2 separate regions of the Homo sapiens genome follow, and region 1 is linked to region 2. A link is a loop called in an ENCODE intact Hi-C map of the cell type or tissue named here. Cell type or tissue: heart right ventricle. All regions are shown on one strand. Each heading gives the region's core, and the rest is flanking DNA. Links, peaks and the distances in the headings are about the cores only.

What was found. Peaks named below come from ENCODE experiments on the same cell type or tissue, not always from the same donor. Only the 100,000 strongest peaks of a DNase experiment are listed, where the experiment ranks them.
Region 1: it touches region 2 in a loop (3-fold over the local background); 9 of 110 quality-filtered maps call a loop at or near these places.

Annotation. Positions count from the first base shown.
Region 1 is chr6:47,246,551-47,249,465 of GRCh38, reverse strand. All of the region lies in intron 4 of TNFRSF21 (TNF receptor superfamily member 21), which reads left to right. Among named protein-coding and RNA genes, the nearest start is that of TNFRSF21, 62 kb to the left of the region's middle. In heart right ventricle, for the core only: no CTCF peak of the experiment used is centred there; DNase peaks (open chromatin) are centred at 1,834 and 2,142; H3K27ac peaks cover 2,500 bases.
Region 2 is chr6:47,145,880-47,148,794 of GRCh38, reverse strand. No RefSeq gene overlaps it. Among named protein-coding and RNA genes, the nearest start is that of ADGRF1, 110 kb to the right of the region's middle. In heart right ventricle, for the core only: no CTCF peak of the experiment used is centred there; no DNase peak of the experiment used is centred there; H3K27ac peaks cover 830 bases.

The sequences.
Region 1 (2,915 bases), core at 299-2,798, 100 kb before region 2:
AAGTGCCTATTTATAAATAAATAAATTGCATTATTTCACCTTAGTTTTTGAAGGATAGCTGGAAATAAAATTCTAGCTTGCCAGTTATTTTCCTTTAGTCCTTTAATGCCTGGATTTAAGTTTCCCCTGCTAACCAGCAAACGAGAGGATGTGATTTTATTTTTAAATCTATATGACATAACACATTTTGTGCACAGTATTATAACAGGCACTTTGGGCAATGCAAAGATGAGTAAGACAAAGTCAATGCCATCAAGGAAGCTTACAGTTGGATGGAAGGAAGAAGTTTACACATACTTATATAATCTGAAGGAGTAAATCCAAGAGGTTGGGAGGAGGAATGTGCTGGATCGCCATCTAACCAGCCAGTAAGGCTCCGATTAGAACATCAGTATGGAGACGTGTGCCGGGTTAAATCCCTGTCCTGGCAACATAGTCATTTTAGGGACCCTGAGTAAATTACTTGGCCTCTCTGCCTCAGTTTCTTCATGAGACAATAGGAACAACATGCGTGCCTGTCCTATGGGTTACTCTGAGAATGAGGTGAGTGTGACCCACTGTAAGCATTTGTCAGATGTTGACTATTAATAGTTGCAATTATTTCCAGGCTCTGGAGGCAAGAGAGATGGAAGAATGTTCCTAACTAGCTAAAACTCATACACATAATGGGTCTTTTAGATGCTGAATACTGAGGGTCACTTAGTGTTGGGTGGGGATGTTCACCCAATTCCAGGACTGCTGAAAGCAGGTGGCCGAGCAGGAAGTGCTATCTGGGTTCAGTGCCCCAGAGCTGGAAATCCCAGCTAACTGTAGCTATGTGTTGCTTACTGCCTGAGCACATGTTCCTAGGCTGGCTGGAATGTTTTCTCTAGCAAGGGAGATAATGGTCTGCTTCCTCAATAGCTGTCAGAGAAACAAAATTGAGCAAGTGAATTTCTGGTTTTCCTTATGATTTGGTTTTCTATGTTTTTTTTTCACTCCCCCCTTTTATTTTAGAGCCTTTGTATGTGCAGAGAGACTTAACCAGTGCACTCTTTCCCTGCGCCTTGGCTAGGGTGGGAGGAAAGGAGTCTGTTTCTTCTCCTTAGGAAACCCTGGGCAAACAATTTCTCTAACTCTGAGATTTTTCCATTTAAAATGGGAATTACAGAACCTGCCCTTCACACTCTGAGTGGTTATCAAAATTAATTTTGATAATCAAATTACTGGGGGCCATACTAGAGTGAGATATTAAAGTGATGCTTTGCAGCTAGGTTCAGAAGTATTATATCTGTGGTTAGAGTTTCAGCATCCCTTCATTGCTTCATGAGAGAAAGGGGTGGAAAAAGAAATTTTATAGATACTTAAAAAATGATGGTATTAAAAACAACCACAACAATTTAAAATAATATAAATTGTTACTTTAGCTGTCTGCTTTGATCAGAGATTCACAAATGTAAAGGACTGATGTTAACCAGGAAGCGGAGTGGAGAATCAATGCTCTACTTCTTATCTCTCCTTCCATAAGATTAAGCAGATTAAAACTACACTATAATTTCACAACCAGTGGACCCACCGCCAATGTTTTGTGGTGGTTGTTGTTGATTTCTATATAATAGAATTAATTATTCTTTGTTAGGATATTTTAGTCCTTTCCAGAACCACATAGGGGACCTATGTCTCAGGAACAGAGCATTTGTGCACTTAGGCACTCTCTCTCTCTCTACTATAGTAGACTCTGTGTTGGATCCTGGATGGCTTTGCTCTGTGTAATCAACTCAGAGAATCCCAACAGCTAGAGAAGTACTGGGCCTTCTATTTTGGTGAGAGCAGCACTCCTGCCTCTGCTGCAGAGGGAACTACAGTTACTGATTTTTTGCTTACCAGCTGCAGGATGCAGCTGTCCTTATCTACGGGTCTGACTGAGACCAGCTATTTTCAGAAATTTAATACAGTGAGGACGAGTTGAAGCAAATACCAGCTGTACATTAACTGTTGACTTTTTGGCTATTCAAATTAGTCTTTGTCATTAATTTTCCAATTTGTCATCTCTTAGAAATTAGGGATCTTGTCCTAAGACCTGAGGACCTAAGGTAACAGCTAAACTTGCATGTATCTAGCAGCTGCCCTCTGCTGTGTTACTGCAGCATGGAGGGTTATTTAAGGTCAAGTTACTTAATTCATGGGGTGTGACTGCAGGCTCTGGGGAACTTCTGGGGTGGTGAGGAGAAGAGGACATTATAAAGGGATTGCTGACACACATAGAACCAGGAACATTTAGTGATGCTTGTGTTTAAAGTTGTCATTGCGCACAAAGGAGCAATGTTTATAAATAGGCTTTAGATTTTTAATGACATTTCAGGCTGTTCTATTTATTATCATAGTCCAAAGTTTCATTCAGTTAGTTGACAACCTTTTGTCAAACACCAGCTGTGAGCCTGGTACTGGATAAAGAAGAAAAGTGGTCAATGCCTTTCAATAACTCACTTGTGGTGATGGAGACACGTGTGCAAATAATTATAATTCAGTGGGATAAGCAAATGTTATAATAGAAGTGTGCATGAGGAATTATAAGCATCAGGGTGAAGAAGTACTCAACCTGCCAAAAAAATACATAGAAAGCTAGAGCAGATATATATTTGTCCATTTGAAAGTCACTTAAAAAAATCAGACTAGTTTTTTTTCAAGACTATATTTTGGTCTTCTTTCCTGAAACTTTCACATTTGGTTTCTGCCTAGGAAGCCCCACCTGCTTTTTCATATTAAGGGCTTCTCAAATCTTTGACTCTGCAAAGAACGTCTGTTTTACTTACATCCTTGTTTTGCTCAGTAGCAAGCTTTTTAGAAACCCTTAACTGTTCTGTAATATTTAAGGTATAGAAATAAGGTTTTAATATCCCAGTTCATGTCACGTGCTAGATATTGAACTTTGAATC
Region 2 (2,915 bases), core at 273-2,772:
TCCAGCCTGGATGAAAAGAGCAAAAGTCCATCTCCAATACAAAAACAAACAAACAACAAACAAAAAACCCATCTGTGGAATGAGGTTAGCTCTGCTAAATAGGGTTGTTCTGGGGATTGAATGAGTTGATACATGCTGTACAAGTTAGGATTCTTGGTTGCAAGCAACAGAATTCAGTTTGGATCAGCTTAGGCTAAAAAAGAATTGACTTGAAAATGGGTAACTTACAGTGTTACCCATTGAAAATGAACAATTTACAGTGTCCATCAAGACTGGTGAGGTGGGATTAGAGGCTATGTAGTCAGAAACACCTAAAATTGGATAGGAGATCTGGTCTGGGGGGTAAGGATGGGCACAGAACTTGCCCTTCTCTCAGTCCCAGGACACTAGACACTGCTGCTAGAACTCCCCCTCACTGCTGCCTCAGGAAACTGGACCCGGCTGCTAACATCCTTGCTGAAATGGAATCAGTGTGGTATCTGCTTCTTCATGCCACTGGCTTCCAAAGGAGGTGGCTCTGATGACAATATCTAAGTCACACATGGCAGGCCCTTCCTTCAAGGGAGTCCATGAGAGTATGTCTGGTGTGTATAGTGAAGAATTTCCCAATCATAAGAATGGTGTTGAAAAGTGCTGGGAGATTGAAACAAAGTGGCAAATGTTTATATACATGTATGAGTCTGCAGTTCATATTTGAGAGCAAGGTCTTTAGTTTGGCAATGAGGAGGGCATAGACACAGCGGGAAGGGGCCGCTTTTGTGGCTGTGGGCTGGTGAAACGGCTAAACATAGAGCAGTGCCTCTGGTCTCACTGATTGGGGAAAGTCGAGTTTGATTCATGTTGATGGGATTCGTTTAAACTCAGTGTTAATTTTCTTCTTCTGCAAGAGGCTGGCGACCTAGTTTTTAAGGGCAAGCAGAGGCAGCTGTATGATTAAGTCCACTAAATAATTCAGCTTGCTTTTTAACATCAGCCTAAATCCCCACTTCCATTCTTCAGGTAATCATAGCAGTATAATTCACAAATAGTGCATTGTTATACCAGCCTTGTTATAGAAAAATACTCATTTAGAATCCAGGCTGTTTCTCGTAACCAGCATCTGTTCAAAAAGAAAAAAAAAAAATCCCAAAAAACTGTTCTCCAAGAAAAGAAAGAGAAACAACCAACACCCACCTGTGATGTTTGCTTAGTGAAAAGCAAATATATTTTTCTTCTCACTCTTCCTTTTGTTAGCAAATAAATAAAGAGGGGACTGAGATTTCACATGCTGGCCTGACTCTGCAGTGACTAGAGAAGTGAGGACAATTCCCATGGGTATAATCGAATTTTTTCCTCTTTTTTTCATCGTGGTTGACCAAAGTGATTGATGGCTTTTGGTTCCTGCTTAACCTAACGCTTTCCTCTACCGACTCTCTAAACTTAACACTGTTTGAACATTCAAAGGTCAGCATAATTCTGCTTGAGGATTTGGATCCAAAGTAAAGTTTGTGTGGTTAGTTTTGCCAGCATACCCTCAGATCTGGGCTCTGTCTTGGCAGCAAGTTGAAATTTGACACATGTCTAGAGCAAATTACAAAATGGCAGTGTGACCTGCACTGTAATTCCCCAATTCCAGGCTCTCTCAGGGCACAGTAAAGTGGGTCATTTGTCTTGAGTTGGATGCTTTAGGGAAAACTTGAACTTGTCTGGGGCCCTGGCAGGTGAGGGTAATAGTTGAAGGGGAGCAGTGAATAGAAGGGAGGAAGCTTTATCAGCTGTGAAAAAAGGTGGTGTCTTGTGGTTCTTTAACAAGTCCCTACAGCCCACAGACCCTGATGGGCTGACCGGCAACACCATCTCCTACTCCCTCTAGGCACCCCATGGACTGCATCTCTTTTTCATGATTTTCCCTGCCCACCACACTGCTTCCCTGCTCTTTTAAACAAAGTTTCAGATGTTAATATTGTTAAAAAATGCAAGAGTGAGTGATGGATTCATGCTTCCCTAGGGGTAATCTGTTCTGTCAGGGGCCTCTTTTGCTGGATTTCCTTTATTAAGGATGGTGAGAATCCTCTCTTGAGCTCTGAAGCCACTCCCCACTTCTTCTACATTTTTATAAGTACAAAGGGACAGGAAGTTTCTTTGTAGCCCTCCTGGGCTCTCTATTCTCCAGGGGAGTGTAGAATGTACATGCTGTTACTCACAGGCCCTTGGGGCAGGGTTCTGTTGGACTCCTTATATCAGTGCAATAACATCTGGGAACATAAGAGCAGCTACTGTGCTGCTGCTGACAACGGATTTGTGGAAGCAACAGGAGGGCCTTCCTTCCTTCCTAGGAAGCACCTCTATGATTGCTTTTTATGTTTGAAGGAGAAGAGATGCTAGGAAAGTATTAAATGGAGGTTTACGAGCCCTTCATCATCAAATACCCTTGAGTACAAATGGCCTCATGCACTGGTTCTCAACCTTTAGTGGACATCAGACTCACCAGGGGGCTTGTTAAGACACAGAGTGCTGGGTCTTCCTCTCTGAATTTCTGATTCTGGGGTCGGTCTGGGTAGGGTCTGAGAATTTGAATTTCTAACAAGTTCCTAGGTGATGCTGATGTTGCTGGCTTGAGGACCACACTTGGAGAACTACTGTCCTGGTGCTTTGTTTCCCCAAGCCAGTTATGTGGTATAATAGAAAGACCATGGGGTTTGGGACCAGAGAGGCTTGTGTCTTATTACCTGTATGACCTTGAGCAAGTTACTTCACCTTGCTCGGGCTCAGTTCCCTCATTTGTGTTAATACACCAACCTACAAGGTAATTTACATTAAGCTCCTAAACACAGTGCTTGGCAAATGGTAGGTGTTGAAAAAAATAGTGATCTCTCGCCCCAATCACTCCTTTTCTCTCATTGCCCTGCTACCACTTAAAAAGTTACATTAAAGGG